2 separate regions of the Homo sapiens genome follow, and region 1 is linked to region 2. Evidence: read pairs that join two places in POLR2A ChIA-PET (ENCODE). Cell type or tissue: HepG2. All regions are shown on one strand. Links, peaks and the distances in the headings refer to the core of each region. The heading gives the core; the rest is flanking DNA. Region 1 has its middle 21 kb from the start of CCL20. Region 2 overlaps SLC19A3 (solute carrier family 19 member 3).

Region 1 (12,289 bases), core at 1,905-9,904, 100 kb after region 2:
AGGTAATGGGTGAAGAATGGGAATAATAGGCATGGTCTGCATTTTAGGGGATTCTTTGGATATTAGAGCAGCAAGAATAATTGTTTGGGCAGGATAATTTCTGGGTTGCTAGACTCTGCCAATGGTTAGTGATATACCTTTGCATAGGTCACTTAAGTTTTGTGGACTTCAGTTTTCTTATATATTTAAGGAGAAAACTTCCTTTTTGTGTTTTATGATTCTGTGATCCTGAGGTTCTATTGTAGCCAGAATAAGGCTGAGATATTCTGTGATCTAGTTTTTTAAAAAAATTATTTGTGTATTTTCTGCAGAGGTGGGGGTCTTACTATGTTGCCCAGGCTGGTCTTGAACTCCTGGCCTCAAGCAATCCTCCCGCCTCAGCCTCCCAAAGGTCTGGGATTACAGGTGTGAGCCACCATGCCTGGTATAATTTAGTCTTGTTCAACATGACATCAAGCAATCTACTAGTCTAAGCACAAAGTTCTCAAAAATAAACTTCAACTTACTGTAGGATTTCTTGCAAAGGTAAGAAATCCTCTACAAGTTTTTTCCATAGAGCATCATTTAGCAAAAAATTTCAAACTATTCCCTTTAAACATTTTTCCTTTCTTTAAAATTTCAAACTCATGGTTACTACCCCCCCGAAAAAGAAATCTCATCACCTCACTCTGTTCATGTAATTTCCCCATCATTACTCTTCTTTCCTATTTATTACTTCTCCTCAGGTCTAGTTCCTAAAAAAGGATCTTGCCTGTGTCAAAAACAGCCCCCTGGGGAAGTTGGACTGGTCTGTCAACCCCTTTTTCTCCCCTGGGGACCAACCAATTAGAACAATGGAGAACAATTTTTGTGATGTTATCATCCTATTATTCTTTGATTCTGTGGCTGCAGTGAGGACGCTGCTTCAGAAAACTACTATATTAATACAGACTTTGAGCTCTGAGACCTGAGACCAGGACAGCCAATGTGGGAGAGAAGGAAATGAGTTGGAGGCAAAGTGTAAAAAGAATTAGTGACAAACAGATAGGGCAAATGAGGGTAGGAGTAATCAAACGTGACTTCACATGGTTCGTCCATCTTCCACACATCCTTGAACTTTTCAGCACCGTCTGTCAGGTGCTAAATGGACAAGGACAGGACAATACAGGTGATTATGCGGTGTGAAAAACAAAGCCCAATGGGAGTTCAAAGTAGAGAACTATTTCATCCAATTATGGGAACTTCCTTGAAAAAGTAGCCTTTGAATTAGACATTGAATGACATGTAGAATATGACCACCTAACAAGAGTGATGGTTGGAGCTACTCCAGGGGCAAGGGAAAACACATTAGGGAAAGATCTTAGATATTTTTATTATGGTGAGTGAGAGATAAGACCAGAAGAGATTTTCTATTTTCCCAGGACTTCTTGGAATGACGGAATTGCACAGGAGAAGTGTGGATAGAATTCCACCAAGTGAGTTCCCTCTCATGTTCTGAGGGGCTTCTCCAAGCCTGCAGATGTGTATGCTGAATGTTCCCTAGGCTAGTCACCTTGACAGTGGTGAGGGTCTGAAGACCTGGATCTAAGAAGGCCTCGTGTGTCCCCAGAGACAGACACACAATCAGTTCCTTTCCCCTCTACTCTTGGCTTTGTCTTCTGTCTGAGGCCGATATGTGTTTAGCATTCACTTTCCCAAACAATGTCTTTCCGCCCTCCTCATTTTCCGAATCTTCATTTGGGAATCATGCTAACTTTTCTCCCGCATCCTGAATCCCCGTTTGAGTTTCTCTGTTTGTGTCACACTCATGGGCTTGGCGAAGGGGATCAGATGGCTCTTGTGTGATCATGCTAGGCGGCTGTTAGTTAGTCACTCCTGGGAACTGGATTTGGTTCAAGTTTATTCAGTGGGACTTAATGCTGACAGACTACTTTCTACTCTAAAGTCAAGTCTCTTCCTGATGTACAGGAAATGATAAATAGTTCACGACAAAAAGTAAGACTAAGAAGTCAGCAATCATCACACTGCAAGAGTTGAGGGTGAGGAGGGAGTTGGGGTAGTCCCTGCCAGAACTCCAGGCCAAATGGCTTGCATGCCAGGTAAACTTTTGTAGGATGCTGGCATGCACATTGTGGGTGGATTGCAAATTTTTTTGAATGATGAAATAGAAGCAGGGTGTTTGTGTTTTTTTTTTTTTTTTTTTTTTTTTGGCATCACATACAAGAAATGTCTACAGGTGCCAAGAGATAATCTTATCATATCTAGGAAGTTTTTGTTTGTTTATTTATTTACTTAGGACATTGTTCTCCCTCTTCCATTTCTAGAATATATTTTCTCTCCTTAGTCAAAGAAACCCTAGTTGCTGTTTATGATTCAGACGAGTCTTGAGAGAATAGAAGGAAAGAAGAGAACAACTTCATTTCTTCTTCTGTGTAAAATGTCCTGTGTCAAATTCCCATACTCTAACACTTTATTTGTAGTATCTTCATAATTCACCAACTTCTTTAAAGGAAGAGAATAGTTTTTAATATATCTTTGTTTCTCTGAGAATATTCCATTAGAGTGAGTGTTCACTGCTAGGTTGTTGGTTACCTGAATAATGTCTCCTTTAATAACATAAAATGTGGAACACAGAATTTAGAACCGTATTTTCCTCTTTATATTTATTTTTCTTCTCCTTATTCTCCTCCTCCCCTTCCTCCTCCTCCTCTCTTTCTCTTTCTCTCTCTCTCTACTACTGAGTTCAGATCTCATTTCTGTCACTTACTTCCTGTGACTCTGGGCAAGTTACTTCATTTTACTTTGTAGCAGATTCCTCACTTGTTAAATGGGAATTATAATAGTCATTGTGACATATACAATAGAGAATATACATGATGATACTTCTATTATTATTGTAATGATTAAACAAATTAATATACATAAAATACACATAAAAGTGCCTGCCAGTAAGTTGCTACATAAATGCTTGCTGTTGTGACTTTCTCATGAATTTTTGTTTTGTCTTTCTAACTAAATCATAAGCTGCTCAATCACAAGACTATTTCTCTTATGTCTGTGTCTTGACCATATTGCTTAGTGCAGTAGAAATGGTATCATCAATAATAGTTTGCGTCTGAGTCATACTTTACATTGTACAGGGTACTTTCACTTGGATTACCTCACCAATCCTCCCAATCATACTTGGATACATGCTTATTCCCACTTTTTAAATGCAGAAACTGAGGCTAAAATTTTGTTTGATCAGGGCCACACGGCTAGTGTGTGACCCAGATGACCCTAGAACTTAGTCTTTCTGGTTTCTGGTCTTACGTTATTTCCTCCAGGCAAATCTGACCATCTGACCACACGGCAGATGTTCAACAAATGCTTCTGTGTGTTTATGTGTTTCTCTAAGATGCATCTTTCACATTCTATAGAGTAATTGGCATGGTAACTTTGAGTGGTCATTTCTTATTTATACATTTTGGTATAGTTAAAATTCCTGAAATAAGGGATTCCTGTACTTATAATGTGTTTTATTGCTATAAATTATAGGAAACATCACATTCAGTCTTTTCCTCCTTTCCTCCCCTCCTTCACTGAAAGTTCTCATTAGTGTTAGCTTCCCAGTTTCTCAAAGTAATTCCCTGCATTCTTGTACTTAATCTCTTTCCTCTTCTCCTTCTCCTTCTCCTTCTTCATCTTCTTCTTTTTTTTTTTTTTGACAGAGTCTCGCTTTGTCACCCAGGCTGGAGTGCAGTGGTGCGATCTCGGCTCATTACAACCTCTGCCTCCCAGGTTCAAGCGATTCTCCTGCCTCAGCTTTCTCAAGTAGCTGGAACTACAGGCTTGCACCACCACGCCCAGCCAATTTTCGTATTTTTAGTAGAGATGAGGTTTCACTATGTTGGCCAGGCTGGTCTTGAACTCCTGACCTCCAGTGATCCTCCCATCTCGGCCTCCCAAAATGCCAGATTACAGGCATGAGACACTGCACCTGGCCCTAGTATCTTACTTCTGTTATGTGTTGTGGAGGTCGGACTTCTTTGGAGTTGGAGGGATGAAGAAACTTGTGTCTGAATGATTTTCTTAGCTGCCTTCATGCTGAAACAAAAGCTTTCTCATTTGTAATGGCATTTTAGCCATATGCGTTCATGCTACCTACTTATTCTAAACTCCCAAAATTTGTGGAAGAACTTGCTAATGTCTTTTCTATTAGAGGTACAGTTTGAAAGTAAACACATACATTTTTATCAATAAGTAAAAGGGTCAACATTTTTCTAGAGCTGGTTAAGTAAAATTCTACTCATGTACACTAACATTTGGCACAGAAAGCAGGGAAGGACAAAAGGAAGCAGAAAGAGGGGAAAATATCATATACCATATTTCATATGTAAAAACTAATGGCCTATTGAAAAGAAATAAGAAAAGCATGTGGGAAGGGAGAGAAGACAGAAAAGAGGGAGGAGGAAGGCGAGAAAAAAAAAAGCTTAAATCCCCAAAGAAAGCAGAAGTGATATTAAAATAAAATAAATACAGAGTAAGAGAAATGAATGAAGGAGAACTATATAAAGGTGCTTCATGTGCTACCCAGGCTCCACGGTGTTGTGAGTTACCTGCTTTCATTACTGAAATCATCTTTTTAAAAGTGATTCTGGGCTGGGTGTGGTGGCTCACACTGTAATCCCAGCACTTTGGGAGGTCGAGGTGGGAGGATTACCTGAGGCCAAGAGTTTGAGACCAGCCTGGCCAACGTGGTGAAACCACACCTCTATTGAAAATACAAAAATTAGCCGGGTGTGGTGGCATGTGCCTATAGTCCCAGCTACTCAGGAGGCTGAGGCAGGAGAATGGCTGGACCCCGGGAGGCAGAAGTTGTAGTGAGCCAAGATCATGCCACTGCACTCTAGCCTGGGCAACAGAAAAAGCCTCCGTCCAAAAAAAAAAAAGGGATTCTGAATTTCTATTCCTGAGTAACACATAGTTTTAGGGTGGAAAAGTCTCTAGTGACTTTCATGGTAAGATACTCATTTTCTTAGAATCATAGCTTTCCTTAACATTTATTTATTTATTCATTTTTTTTTTAATTTTAATTTTTTTTTTGAGATGGAGTCTTGCTCTGTCGCCCAGGCTGGAGTGCAGTGGCACAAACTCGGCTCACTGCAAGCTCCGCCTCCCAGGTTCACGCCATTCTCCTGTCTCAGCCTCCCGAGTAGCTGGGACTACAGGCACCCGCCACCACGCCCTGCTAACTTTTGTATTTTTAGTAGAGACAGGGTTTCACCGTGTTAGCCAGGATGGTCTCGATCTCCTGACCTTGTGATCCACCCGCCTCGGCCTCCCAAAGTGCTGGGATTACAGGTGTGAGCCACTGCACCCAGCTTATTTATTCATGTATTTATCAGAGATGGGGTCTCACTCAGCCACCCAGGCTGGAGTATCCTAATCCTAGCTCACTGCAGCCTCGAAATTCTGGTCTCAAGTATTCCTCCTGCCTCAGCCTTTTGAATAGTTGGGACTACACATGTGTGTCACCATGCCCAGCTAAATTTTTATTTTTATTTATTTATTTTTGAGATGGAGTCTCACTCTGTTGCTCAGGCTGGAGTGCAGTGGCATGATCTCGGTTCACTGCAACCCCTGCTTCCTGGGTTCAAGCAATTCTCCTGCCTCAGCCTCCCAAGTAGCTGGGATTACAGGTGTGTGCCACCATGCCTGGTTAATTTTTGTATTTTTAGTAGAGATGGAGTTTCACCATGTTGGCCAGGCTGGTCTCTAATTCCTGGCCTCAGGTGATCCTCCCACCTCAGCCTCCCAAAGTGGTAGGATTATAGGCATGAGCCACTGTGCCCAACCTATTTTAATTTTGTTTTGTAGAGATGGAGTCTTCTTATGTTGCCCAGGCTGATCTCAAACTCCTGAGCTCAAGTGATCCTGCTTTGGCCTCCTAAAGTACTGGGATTGTAGATGTGAGCCACTGCACCAGGCCTTAACTTTTTTTCCTTCAGTGGTCCTGTTCATCCCTCAGCTTAGGTAACAATTATCACCTGCATTTGACTCATCTCTGGGAGCAGGTTCTTTCCTGGAAGGCTTACTCTGTATGACACAGATGTTTAAAAGGGGTTGACAGTCTTCATTTGTCTCTACCAAGGGAGATCGGTGTCCCTCAGAAAGGGCAGGAGTCTCTCAGAAGATGCTTATACTCAGTCATCATGGAAGGTGTATCCTATTGGTTGGCTTTCAAAAAATTTCAGACTTTTTCTGGAGATATTATACTGATTTTTGTGCCAGTTGAAATCACATTTTATTCTTATTCATCTACCATCACTCACTCAAGCTCCCTTACATGTGGCCAGCTTGGAAAGATCCGCACGACAGAGGCAAATCAGTAAGTCAACTCAGTAATGGATCCAAAGCTTTGGGCTTATTAGTGTCATTCCCTGGTTAGCTACTACGTCACCCTACCTAGTTCTACAACAGTTGAAACATCTTTCGCATCAAGCCAATGATTCATTTACTCTTTCTGATGTGCCGTAGAGACTCCAAGCAGATTGGTGCCTTTTGGCCTGGGCTGGCAGTCATGATGGAGCATTCCAGTTGCTCATCTGCTTCTAGGGTTGGGTTCACTCCTAATGGGCACCTGTAAGCCCTAAAGAAATGGGCCATAAATGGTAATGTATGTAGCTGGAAGTGACATGATAGCTTAGGGTTTGCCTAGCTTCTGCTGTGAGAAGAAAGGCTGACTAAGATGGCATGATGTAACGCAATCATGAAACAGAACAAGGTTCAAAGTGGATGATTGTTTACGGTCAGACCATGATGAAAGGCAATAAAATGTTTATAAAACCACTGGTTAAACTGTTGTTATAAACTGATTAAAATCATCAGGCTAGAATACTGTAAGAGGTTATAGTCATTTCTTCTTACTGAGTGGAAATGAAGCTGCTAATTAGTAAGATCTGTAAAAGAATTCTTTTATAATATTGAATCATACGATATTACTTTCCAATGTTATTTTTATAGCATTGAATCATATAATATTACTTCCCAAAAAGAGTCCAGGAAGTAACTAATTGCATACTTCTAATTATCTAATGGAGATACTAAGACCCAGAGAACGCAAGAACTTGCCCAACCAACACAGTGAGTTATTGGTATGGTTAATTAGTGATTCTTTAGCTTTCATGAGATGAAGTAATTTGTGTTTCTCAAACTGTTTTATGGACATATTTTTCTAACATAAAATAACTTCACAGTTAAATTCTCTAAAAGCTTAAAAGTTTACTTGCCATGTAAATTGTTTCCAATTAGCTTTCATCTATTTTATCCTGTAAATCCCAATACAAGGTATAATATATTATTGATGTCTTCCTGGCAGAGTTATGTTTCTTCTAGGGCCATCTGCAAAGTTAGGAGGGCAGTGAAAATTTTGTAAGGCTCACTGTAATATTTTCATGAGAGACTGGTATGAAGTATTCTAAGAAATAATGTCTTTCTTGGCCAGGCACGGTGGCTCATGCCTGTAATCCCAGCACTTTGGGAGGCCAAGGTGGGCGGATCACCTGAGGTCAGGAGTTCGAGACCAGCCTGACCACCATGGAGAAACCCCATCTCTACTAAAAATACAAAATTAGCCAGGCGTGGTGGCGCATGCTTGTAATCACAGCTACTCAGGAGGCTGAGGCAGGAGAATTGCTTGAACCCGGGAGGCAGAGGTTGCATTGAGCTGAGATCGCCCCATTGCATTCCAGCCTGGGCAGCAACAGACTCTGTCTAAAAAAAAAAAAGAAATAAGGTCTTTCTTTCTCTTCGTGGCAATTTTTACTATAAAGTATTAAAGCTATAAATAAAAGTAACTCTGTAAAATTATATTTCTTGTTTCTTTTTCTTATTTTCTTTGAGACAGGTTCTCACTCTGTTGCCCATGTTGGAATCCTGGAGTGCAGTGGCATGATCTTGGCTCACTGCAACCTCTGCCTCCCAGGCTCAAGCCATCTTCCTACCTCAGCCTCCTGAGTTGTCGGGACTAACAGCATGTGCCACCATGCCTGGTTGTTATTTTTGCGTTTTTGTAGAGATAGAGTCTTGCCATGTTGGCCAGGTTGGTCTTAAACTCCTTGGCTCAAGCCATCTGGCTACCTCGGCCTCCCAAAGTGCTGGGATTACAGGCGTGAGCCACCAAGCCCAGCCTAACGTTACATTTCTTTCTTTCTTTTTCTTTCCTTTTTTTTTTTTTTGAGACAGACTCTCACTCTGCTGCCCAGGCTGGAGTGCAGTGGCATGATCTTGTCTCACTACAACCTCTGTCTCCCAGGTTCAAGCAATTCTCGTGCCTCAGCCTCCCCAGTAGCTAGGATTACAGGCACCCACCACCACCCCCAGCTAACTTTTTATATTATTAGTAGAGACAGGGTTTCACCATGTTGGCTGGGCTGGTCTTGAACTCCTGACCTGAAGTGATCCACCCTCCTCAGGCTTCCAAAGTGCTGGGATTACAGGCATGAGCCATGGTGCCCGGCTATATTTCTAAGTTTATTTTGCTTCATATACCAGGAACCGTAGTTTGTTTCACATGTGGTCTTGAAAATAGTTTGTTCTGTTCTGATTATAAGTAACATGTGTTTATTGCTTTTTTTTAAAAAAGGGTAAATATCCAGGTGCAGTGGCATGTGCTTGTAGTCCCAGCTACTCAGGAGGCTGAGGCCGGAGGAAGCTTTTGAGCCCAGGCATTTGAGACTGTAGTGAGCTGTGATTGTTCCACTGCATTCTAACCTGGGTGATAGAGCAAGACCCTGTCTCAAAAATAAAATACAATTAAATTAAATTTAAAAATTAAAAAATTGATAAATATAGAAAAAATGTGAAAACCAAAGGGGAACGCCTCCCACTACCAGAGATCATTTCTATTTTCATTCTGGAGAATTTCCTTCTAGTTTTTTTTTAAAACGCATAAATATGGGAAATACACAATTATGGGAAATATACAACTTCCCATAATGAGTTAACACACCATTTACGATTTTGTGTCCTGCTAGTCTGTCATTATGTCATTAGCGTTTATCCCTTGCATAAAATGCTTCTCAGATTACTAAATGGCAACATACTATAATATTGAACTTTGTGGATATCCAACAATGATTTTAATCACTATTCTCTTACTATTTGTGTATTTTTTGTTTCCTTTCCTATTTTAATTATGATGCAGTGAATAGTTCTGTATGTAATTTTTGCACGCATTTCTGATTATGTTCATAGTAAATATACATTGTCTTAAACAAATGGTTAGGCTTAGATTTTCCTGGAATAACTCTGGAGCCATATACAAATGGGCAGCTGGACCTTTTTCTATAGAACTGTAAAAGACTTAAACCCACATAAAACTGGAGTATTTACACATCACACCTTAGAACTTGGAATATGTCAACATGCTAGCCTATTAGTTAACGCCATTCATAACGACCACTTGGAAATTCTTGGCTCTAACCTGAAGCTACGTGCTATGAAGGAACGCAGGCCTCGGTCTCCAGTTTGTGCCTTAACTGATCAGCATTCCTTAGTAAATTGTTCTCTGCGTAGTCCGATGATTACTATAGCTGCCTTCTTCATATCAATTGTGAGACACATGCAGGGGAATTTTCAGATTTACGATAGAGAGCTACCAATATTTCATCATCAGCACCACAACTGTCATACATATTAAAAACCTTTGATCTATTAAGTAAATATGCTCGGCACCCAGAGGCTCCTTTGGAAAGTACGGGAGTGGTAGGGACTGCCCTCCCCATTTCCATTGGTTCTCTTCTTCCAGTTCTTCGATTTCCCTGGCAAAATATTTACTTTAAGAGCTCAGGGTGTGGCATACTCACTTTACAACGGCATGTGTTCTTTGTGCCAGGAAAAAATAAAAAGTCCCTTGTGGTTAGTGAAGTAGAGGTGAGGACATAATCACAATAGCCGATAGCGCTGAGGCTCTTGTCACATTTTAGACTCATATTTATGAGAAGAAGATGTAGTTGCTTCCATAATATCCTAAGTAAATTCATCTCTATCTGATCTTTGTGAAAGGTGCAGGGAAATGGGTTTACTCGATCAGAGAGTTCTGGAAGGTTGTTTTGCAATCTCTCTCTTTTTTTGAGACGGAGTCTCACTCTGTCAGCTAGGCTGAAGTGCAATGGTGCAATCTTGGTTCACTGCAACCTCTGCCTCCCAAGTTCAAGGATTCTCCTGCCTCAGCCTCCCTAGTAGCTGGGATTCCAGGCGCACACCACCACACCAGGCTAATTTTTGCATTTTTAGTAGAGACGGTGTTTCACCATGTTGGCCACGCTGGTCTCAAACTCCTGATCTCAGGTGATCTGCCTGCCTTGGCCTCCCAAAGTGCTGGGATTGCAGGTGTGAGCCACACACCTGGCCTACAATCTCAAAACTATTAAATATACACATATTTTTTGACCCCAACATTTCATTTCTTGAAGTTATCTTAAGAAAGTAATTAGGAATATGTACAAAGATTCATCCATAGACTGTTCTTCATAGTACTATTTATAATAATTGAAAAATTAGAAACAACCTGGGGAATTCAACCATGAATAACCATACAATTGAAAACTGTACAACTGTTTTAAATGATGGCATAGGAAGTCATTTTTTAAAAGATGAACAGATGACTGTATTCATATCCTTAAATGAAAAGGCTAGGTTAATAAAATGTACTCTAAGATTCAATTTATGTTAAATATATGAACAGAAATGAGTCTAGAAGTTATTAAAAAATTAGCACTGTAATTCTCTAGATGGTGAGTCTATGACTAATCTTTGTGTTCCTCTTTTAACTTATTTATATATTTTATTTTTTCAACAGAGTATGTATCATGGTAATATTTTTTGAAGCACAGAAAAAGATTTAAAACTCTGTTCTTTCTGTATTGTGCCTCAAAGACTTTCTTCCACCTTCAAGAGAAGACAAAACAATAGAAGATTTATGTACTTAGATTGACATGCACATTTTGTCTTTGCGATAAAGTCTCTTTGCAAGGAAAAGACCAAACACCAAACATTACATTAAAACCACTACAAAAAATTGGGAGCAGATATGATTCTAGAGTTACAAATATGCTGCCTTCATGACATCATTCTTCCCATCTCAAAACAGTCATCCCACTCTCCTCAATGTAGTGCAGTTAGCCTCAGAATCTCAACCAAAACCTTTCATCAAAGATCGGCATCCATTTGCCATCTCAGGAAATTATCATACTAAAATCAATTAGAAATCTGGTAAAGAGAGGCCGGGCGCAGTGACTCACGTCTGTAATCCCAGCACTTTGGGAGGCCGAGGTGGGCAGATCACCTGAGGTCAGGAGTTCGAGACCAGCGTGGCCAACATGGTGAAACCCCATCTCTACGAAAAATGCAAAAAATTAGCCGGGCATGGAGGTGCGTGTCTGTAACCCCAGCTACTCCAGAGGCTGAGGCAGGAGAATTGCTTGAACCCGGGGGGCGGAGGTTGCAGTGAGCAGAGATCATGTCACTGCACTTCAGCCTGGGAGACAGAGTGAGACTCTGTCTCAAAAAAAAGAAAAAAAAAAAAAAAGAAAAGAAAGAAAGAAAGAAAACTGGTGAAGAGCATCTGTTGCATTTTTCATGAAATATTATTATAAAAAAAATTCTTCTAAACCAAGAAGCATAGCGTTTCCCTTTAAGAAAAATGCTATGAATGCGTTAGAATATTTAAACAAAAAAGCACAATTTATTTTATTGTGGAGAATTCTACATAACATGTTGGAAATACAGAAAATCAATACTTTTTTCCTTTTTTTTTTTTTTTTTGAGACGAAGTCTCGAGTCTCACTCTGTTGCCCAGGCTGGAGTGCAGTGGTGCGATCTCGGCTCACTGCAACCTCTGCCTCCTGCGTTCAAAGGATTCTCTCGCCTCAGTCTCCCAACAGGCACATGCCACCACGCCTGGCTAATTTTTGTATTTTTAGTAGAGATGAGGTTTCACTATGTTGGCCAAGCTTGTCTCGAACTCTTATCCCTCAAATGATCCACCTGCCTCGGCTTCCCAAAATGCTGGGATTATACCCGTGAGCCACTGTGTCCAGCCTAAATCAATACTGTTTTAAAGTACAATAAATCAGTGTACCTGTGTTACAGTGTACACCCCGATATCTTCTCATGGTGACACCATGCACACATACACAGACATTCAGCATGAACACTGAGTATTTTGGTATGTTCTATAGTATTTACCATGTTTCTTAGGGGAGTTTTAATTTCTTGATGTTTTGTTTAGCATTTAATTCCTCCCTCAACCTGGATTTCAAGGCAC
Region 2 (8,476 bases), core at 1-8,000:
GGTTTGGTTCCACGCCATCTGCATGTCTTTACAAGTGATAAAAACCAGAATTTTCCAGCTGCTACTAGTCACAGGGGGTCCCCAATATGGGTTGTTTAATTATGATGACGGGTCCTGTCAATTGCATCCAGTAAAATTGGTCACATAGAGAACTCATCTAAAACTGAGGTTTTGTTGTGGTTTTGAAAGGTCCATTGGAATCCAGATTTGCAAAGCATGTCAAGTTATGGCAAAACATATGCCACCCATCTCAAAATCTTTCCTTATTATTGCATAACTTTGAAAGCCACTGTTGCGTTTGTTGCGATGAGGTTAGAGTTTTGTTGACATGATGATATTACTCTCTTCCTCTGGGTGAGACACATCTGGATTCTCACTTGGAGCAGGGCTCTGTACATCCTTCTGGGATTTGGTTGAGTAGGTAATATACATGCTTCTCATTAGGAAAATTCCAGCAATTACTGCAAAATAGCTCCCATAAACTAAAAACTGGAGAAAAACAAATAATTAGCCACATATAAAATATGACCATCTATGTCAATGATAATACATCCTAATACTGTTGGTTTGCTTGGATTATGGGGTAACTGAGACCCAGGTTTTTAATATGGGTCATTTAGGTTGAACAATACTCTCCTATCAAGTAAGAAATCAAGATCAAGTAAGAAGGTGTAAGCAATACGGTGACTAAGAGTCTTGGCTTTAGAGCAGGTTGCTTGGGTTAAAATCATAGTTACTATCATCAATAGTAAAAAACAAAACAAAACAAACCCAAAAAAACACTAAAACTCATTGACCTGTCTCTATGTCTTTGTTTGGAGGCTGGTGCAATGCTACATTCAATGTCTCCAAGAATAAATTTAAGCATTGAGGTTACTTCTTACCTGCCTTATCCATGTAAATGTTGTCCTAGTTGCAATTATTGCTCAAAACCTACTTGGTGTGTTATAATATGATAATGAAGGAATTATGTATTTTTTAATTGCTTAACCAAGGAACTCAAGAAATTTAAATATTGCTTGTTGTAAGGTTGAGAAATTTTTGAGGTTACCTAGTTGAAAACAGAAGTATTGCAGCTTACCTGAATGCTGACTGGCAAGTTGAGCCCTCTCTGATCTACTACAATCACAGTCATGATGGTCTGAATCACCAAGGCAATAAAGGTGTTGATTCCAAATACCAAGGCATAGCGTTCCACATTCAGATTAACTGCAATCTGAAATCTATCATTAAACATAAATAAGCATTTTAACTATAATATACATGGATGGAAGTCTTAAAAAGATAGAACATATTGGCCACAGGGGTATTTGTGTCACCCACCTCCAGCTCCAGGTAGTCCAGCAAAGAGAGAGAGAGACTGTCTGGAAGAAAGTAAAGGAAAAGAACAAGTGTCTCTGTCTGGTAATCCAGAGAATTCTTCTGGATCTTATCCAAGACCACCAAAGCAGTAGCTCTAAGAGTCTGCTAGAACCACAGTGTTACTGGGCTTGGGGTGCTCCCTAATGTAGATACAGTTTAGATCACAACACCCAAATCCTTCTGAATACCTGGAAAGCCTTCCCACGGAGGACAGGTACAAAAAAGCCCAGACAGCAAAGACTACAATAAATACAACTCTTCAATACCCTGACACTGATGAACATCCATAAGCATCAAGATCATCCAGGAAAACGTTCTCACCAAACAAACTAAATAAGGCACCAGGGACCAATCCTGGAGAAACATATACGACCTTTTAGACACAGAATTCAAAATAGCTGTGTTAAGAAAACGCAAAGAAATTCAAGATAACACAAAGAAGGAATTCAGAATTCTGTCAGATAAATTTAATAAAGAGATTGAAATAATTAAAAAGAATCAAGCAGAAATGCTGTGGTTGAAAAATGCAATTGACATACTGAGAATGCATCAGAATCTCATACCAGCAGAACTGATCAAGCAGAAGAAATAATTAGCAAGCTTGAAGACAAGCTATTTAAAAATACAGTCAGGAGACAACAGAAAAAAGAAGAATGAGGCACACCTACAATACCTAGAAAACAGCCTCAAAAAGGAAAATCTAAGTTATTGGCCTTAAAGAGGAGGTAAAGAAATAGATAGAGGTAGAAAGTTTATTCAAAGGGATAATATCAGAGAGCTTCCCAAACCTAAAGAGATCAATATCCAAGGACAAGGTTACAGAACACCAAGCAGATTTAACCCAAAGAAGACTACTTAGAGGTATTTAATAATCAAACTCCCAAAGGTTAAGGATAAAGAAAGGATTCTAAAAGGAGCAAGAGAAAGGAAATAAATAACATACAAGAGAGCTCCAATGTCTGGCAGCAGTCTTTTCAGTAGAAATTTTAGAACCAGGGAGTGGCATGACATATTTAAAGTGCTGAAGGAGAAAAACTTTTACCCTAGAATAGTATATCCAGTGAAAATATCAAACCCGAAGGAGAAATAAAGACCATCCCAGACAAATAGAAGCTGAGGGATTTCATCAACACCAGACCTGTCCTACAAGAAATGCTGAAGGGAGTACTTCCATCTCTAAGAAAAGGACGTTCATGCGCAATAAGAAAACATGTAAAGGCACAAAACTCACTTGTAATAATAGGTACATAGAACAACACAGAATATTATCACACTGTAACTGGGGTATGTAAACTACTCTCATAAGTAGAAAGACTAAAAGATGAACCAATCAAAAATAGTAACTACAAATTTTCAAGACAAATAGTACAATAAGATATAAAGAGAAACAACAAAAAGTTAAAAAGCAGGAGGACAAAGCTACACTGTAGAGTTTTTATTAGTTTTCTTTTTGCTTGTTTGTTTATGCAAATAGTCTTAAGTTGTTATCAGCTTAAAATAATGGGTTATAAGATAGTATTGCAAGCCTCATGGTAATCTCAAATTGAAAAACATGCAATGGATACCCAAAAAGTAAAAAAGAAATTAAATTATATCACCAGAGAAAATCACCTTCACTAAAAGGAAGAAAGAAAAGGAAAAACACTGCAAAACCAGAAAAGAAATAACAAAATAACAGGAGTAAGTCCTTACTTATCAATCTAAACTCTTCAAAAGAGAGTGGTTGAATGGATTTTTAAAAAGACCCAATGACCTGTTGCCTACAAGAAAGACATTTTACCTATAGAGACATACATAGACTGAAAATGAAGGGATGGACAAAGATATGCCATGCCAATGGAAACAAACAAAAAAAGAGGACTTGTAGCTATACATATAGCAGAGAAAATACATTTCAAGACAGAAACTGTAAGAGACACAGGTCATTAAACAATGATAAAAGGGTCAATTCAGCAAGAGAATATAAAAATTGTAAATACGGCCAGGCGCGGTGGCTCATGCCTGTAATCCCAGCACTTTGGGAGGCCGAGGTGGGCAGATCATGAGGTCAGGAGATCAAGGCCATCCTGGCTAACACGATGAAACCCCGTCTCTACTAAAAATACAAAAAATTAGCTGGGCATGATGGCAGGCGCCTGTAGTCCCAGCTACTCGGGAGGCTGAGGCAGGAGAATGGTGTGAACCCGGGAGGTGGAGCTTGCAGTGAGCTGAGATCGTGCCACTGCACTCCAGCCTGGGTGACAGACCGAGACTCCATCTCAAAAAAAAAAAAAAAAAAAAAAAAAAATTGTAAATTTTTTTTAACGTATGGAGCACCCATATATAAAGCAAGTATTAGAGCTAGAAGGAGATAAGAGAATCCAATACAGTAATAGTTGGAGACTTTAAAACCCCACTTTCAGCACTGGACAGATCTTCCAGAGAGAAAATCAATAAAGAAACATCAGACTTAATCTGCACTATAGAAAAAATGGACCTAATAGATATTTACAGAACTTTTCATCCAATGGCCACAGAATACACATTGTTCTCAGCATATGGATCATTGTCAAGGATAAACCATGTTAGGTTACAAAACAACTCTTAAAACATATTCAAAAATTTGAAATAATTAATATCAAACATCGTCTCTGACCACAATAGAATAAAACTAGAAATCAACAACAAGAGGAATTTTGGAAACCATAGAAACACATGGAAATTAAACAATATGCCCCTGAATGACCAGTGGGTCAATGAAGAAATTGAGAGAAACTGAAAAATTTCTTGAAATAAATGATAATGGAAACACAACATGCCAAAACCTATAGGACACAGTGAAAGCAGTATTAAGAGGGAAGTTTATAGTTACAAGTGCCTACATAAAAAAAAGAAGAGAGGCCGGGTGTGGTGGCCCATGTGTATAATTCCAGCACTCTGCGAGGCTGAGGCAGATGAATCACTTGAGCTCCAGAGTTCTAGACCAGCCTGGGCAGTATGGTGAAACCCTGTCTCTACCAAAAATACACAAAAATTAGCCAGGTGTGGTGGTGCATGTTTGTGATCCCAGCTTCTCAGGAGTCTGAGGCAGGAGGATCACTTGAGCCCAGGAGGCAGAAGTTGCAGTGAGTAGAGATTATCACGCCAGTGCAGTTCAGCCTGGAGAACATAGTAAGACCCTGTCTCTTAAAGAAAAGAAGAAAAAAAAAGTCATCTGAAATAAATAACTTAATGATGCGTCATAAAGAACTAGAAAAGTAAGAGTAAACTTAACCCAAAATTAGTAGAAGAAAGGAAATAATAAATATCAGATCAGAAAGAAATGAAATTGAAATGAAGAAAACAATACAAAATGTCAATGAACAAAAAGTTGGGTTTTAGAAAAGATAAAACTGACAAACCTTTAGCCAGACTAAGAAAAAGAGAGAAGTCCCAAGTAAATAAAACTAGAGATGTAAAAGGAAACATTACAACCAATACTGCAGAAATTTAAAGGATCATCAGTGGCTACTATGAGCAAGTATATGCCAATAAATTGGAAAATCTAGAAGAAATGGATAAATTCCTATATACAAACAACCTATCCGATTGAACCATGAAGAAATCCAAAACCTGAGAAGACCAATAATAAGTAATAAGATTGAAGTCATAATAAAAAGCCTCCCACTAAAGAAAAGCCCAGGACCCAATGGCTTCACTGCTGAATTCTATCAAAGAACTAATTCCAATCCTAACCAAACTATTCTAAAAAACAGAGGAGGGAATACTTCCAAACTCATTCTACAAGGCCAGTGTTACCCTAACACCAAACCAGACACATTAAAAACAAAAAACAACTACAGGCCAATCTCTGATGAATATTGATGCAAAAATTCTCAACAAAATACTAGCAAACTGAATTCAATAATACATTAGAAAGATAATCTATCATGACTAAGTGGGATTTATCCCAGGGATGCAAGGATCATTTAACATATGTAAATCAATCAGTGTGATAAATCACATCGACAGAATGAAGGACAAAAACTATGATCATTCAATTGATGCTAAACAAAGTATGTGATACAATTCAACATTCCTTCTGGCTAAATACCCTCAAAAAACTGGGTATAGAAGGAACATAGTCAACATAATAAAAGCCATATATGACAGACCTACAGCTAGTACCAGATTGAATGGGAAAAAGCTGAAATGCTTTACTCTCTAAGATTTGGAACACGACAAGGATGCCTACTTTTACCACTGCTATTCAACATAGCACTGGAAGTCTTCTCTAGAGCAATCAGACAAGAGAAAGAAATAAAGGGCATCCACATTGGAAAGGATCAAGTCAAATTATCCTTGCTTGCAGACGATATGATCTTACATTTAGGAAAACTTAAAGACTCTTACCAATAAACTATTAGAACTGATAAATAAGTTCAGTATATTTGCAGGACATAAAATCAACATACAAAACTCCATAACATTTCTATATGCAAACAGAACAATCTGGAAAAGAAATCAAGAAAGTAATCCTATTTACAATAGCTACAGATAAAATACCTAAGAATTAACTAAAGAAGTGAAAGATCTTTGCAATGAAAACTATAAAACACTGATACAAGAAATTGAAGAGGACACACACACACAAAATGGAATGATATTCCATATTCATGGACTGGAGGAATCAATATTGTTAAAATGCCCATACTATCCAAAGCAATTTACAGATTCAATGCAATCCCTATTAAAATGCCAAGGATATTCTTCACAGAAATAGAAAAAGCAATTCTAAAATTTATATGAAACCACAGAAGACCCAGAATAGTCAAAGCTATCCTAAGCAAAACAAAACAAAATGAAACAACAACAACAACAACAACAAAAAACTGGAGGAATCACATTGCCTGACTTTGAATTACACTATAGAGCTATAGTAACCAAAACAGCATAGTTCTGGCATAAAAGCAGACATGTAGACCAATGGAACAGAAGAGTGAACCCAGAAACCCAATAGTGAACCCACACACCTACAGTAAACTCATTTTCACCAAAGATGCCAGGAACATACATTGGGGAAAAGACAGTCTCTTCAACAAATGGTGCTGGGAAAACTGAATATCCGTATGCAGAAGAATGAATGAAAGTAGACCCCTATCTCTCACTATATACAAAATCAAGTCAAAATGGATTAATGACTTAAATCTAAGACCTCAAATTATGAAACAACTACAAGAAAACATTGGGGAAACTCTCTGGGACGTTGGAGTGGGCAAAGATTTCTTGAGTACCCCACAAACACAGGCAACCAAAGCAAAAATGGACAAACGGGATCACATCAAGTTAAAAAGCTCCTGCACAGCCAAGGAAAGAGGCCACCCACAGAATGGAAAAACAAATTTGCAAACTACCCATGTGACAAGGGATTAAAAACCAGAATATATAAGGAGTTCAAACAACTCTACAGGGAAAAAAAGTCTAATAATCAGATTAAAAATGGGCAAAAATCTGAACAGATGTTTCTTTAAAGGCATGCGAATGGCAAACAGGTATATGAAAAGGTGCTCAACATCATTGATAAGAGAATTATAAATCAAAACTACAATGAGATATTATCTCACTTCAATTTGAATGGCTTTTATCCAAAAAACAAGCAATAAATGCTGATGAGAATGTGCAACCTCTGCCTCCCAGGTTCAAGGGATTCTCCTGCCTCAGCCTCCCCAGTAGCAGGGATTACAGGTTCTCACCACCATGCCCAGCTAATTTTTGTATTTTTAGTAGATACGGGGTTTAATCATATTGGCCAGGCTGGTCTCGAACTCCTGACCTCAGGTGATCCACCTGCTTTGGCCTCCCAAAGTGCTGGGATTACAGGCGGGAGCCACTGTGCCCAGCCGTGAATATTTTTTTTTAATGCAAAGAAATGATATAATCCTACTTTAACAAAATCTTCACATTTAAAAAAAAGCAACCTAAGATACATGATTCTGATTAAATTAAGACATTTCCATGAAGAAAATAAACATACCAACTAATTGTTTTTTCCTTTGATGATTTTTTCCCAGAGTGCTCATATTTCTGTGTTGTAAATTGTTTATAAAACATTCTTCACAAATTGAAAGCAAAACTTGATGAAGCTTTTGTCTCCACTTCTTTCATGCAATTTGAAATTCAAATGTTTCTCATTTTTTTTGGTTAATAGCAAAGCATATTTTCTGTAGTCAGCTTTAGCTGTACTTTTATATGAAACCGAATGGTTTTTTAATCATTTTCTTAAAGAGATCTCTGAGAAAAAAGTAGAAGCAAAAATGACGGGAAATTCTAAATCCCAGAAATTATTTTTAGAAAATGACTGAAAACTAGATCTGGCGTGGTGGCTCACACCTGTAATCCTACCACTTTGGGAAGCTGAGGCCAGAGGATTACTTGAGCCCAGGAGTTTGAGACCAGCCTGGGGAACACAGTGACACTCTGTCTCTACAAAAATGAAAATTAAAAATTTAGCCAGGCATGGTGGTGTGCACCAGTAGTTTCAGCTACTCAGGAGGCTGAGGTGGGAGGACTGCTTGAGCCCAGGAGATCAAGATTGTGGTGTGCTATGATTGCACCACTGCACTCCTGCCTGGGTGAGACCCTGTCTCAAAAAGAACAAAAGAAAAGAAAAACTGCTTGGTTCCATACACGACTGCAGCTAAAGGTTTCTTGTTATCTTTGCATCTACTTTTTTTAGTATCCAACTTTTTAATAACTTTCCTGAGAATCTTTTGTGTCATAAAAGTATGTGCTTAGAATTTCTCAAGCAAACAAATGAAAGTAGGAATGAAATCTAAACCTAACCATTTGAAAGCAGATCACATCACACTTTATGTAGAAAGTTGCTGGAAATAAACAAATCAAATCCTGACAATGATGCCAGATGTAGTGGCTCACACCTGTAATTCCAGCACTTTGGGAAGCCAGGGCAGGTGGATCGCTTGAGCCCAGGAGTTTGGGACCAGCCTGAGCAACATGGTGAAACCCCATCTCTACAAAATACGAAAAATTAGCTAGGCATGGTGGCACATGCTTGTCATCCCAGCTACTCAGGAGGTTGAGGTTGGGGACTCACCTGAGCCTGGGAAGTCAAGGCTGCATTGAGTCCTGATCGTGA

What was found. ChIA-PET counts read pairs that join two places held together with the same protein. Peaks named below come from ENCODE experiments on the same cell type or tissue, not always from the same donor. Only the 100,000 strongest peaks of a DNase experiment are listed, where the experiment ranks them.
Region 1: POLR2A ChIA-PET joins it to region 2 with 10 read pairs; 2 of 35 experiments call an interaction of 5 or more read pairs at or near these places.

The regions. Positions count from the first base shown.
Region 1 is chr2:227,786,807-227,799,095 of GRCh38, forward strand. No RefSeq gene overlaps it. Among named protein-coding and RNA genes, the nearest start is that of CCL20, 21 kb to the right of the region's middle. In HepG2, for the core only: no CTCF peak of the experiment used is centred there; DNase peaks (open chromatin) are centred at 6,695 and 9,775.
Region 2 is chr2:227,687,085-227,695,560 of GRCh38, forward strand. SLC19A3 (solute carrier family 19 member 3) reads right to left here. Exons shown (of 6, transcript NM_025243.4): 5 at 1,082-1,223; 6 at 1-489. The coding sequence ends at 313. Among named protein-coding and RNA genes, the nearest start is that of SCYGR5, 25 kb to the left of the region's middle. In HepG2, for the core only: no CTCF peak of the experiment used is centred there; no DNase peak of the experiment used is centred there.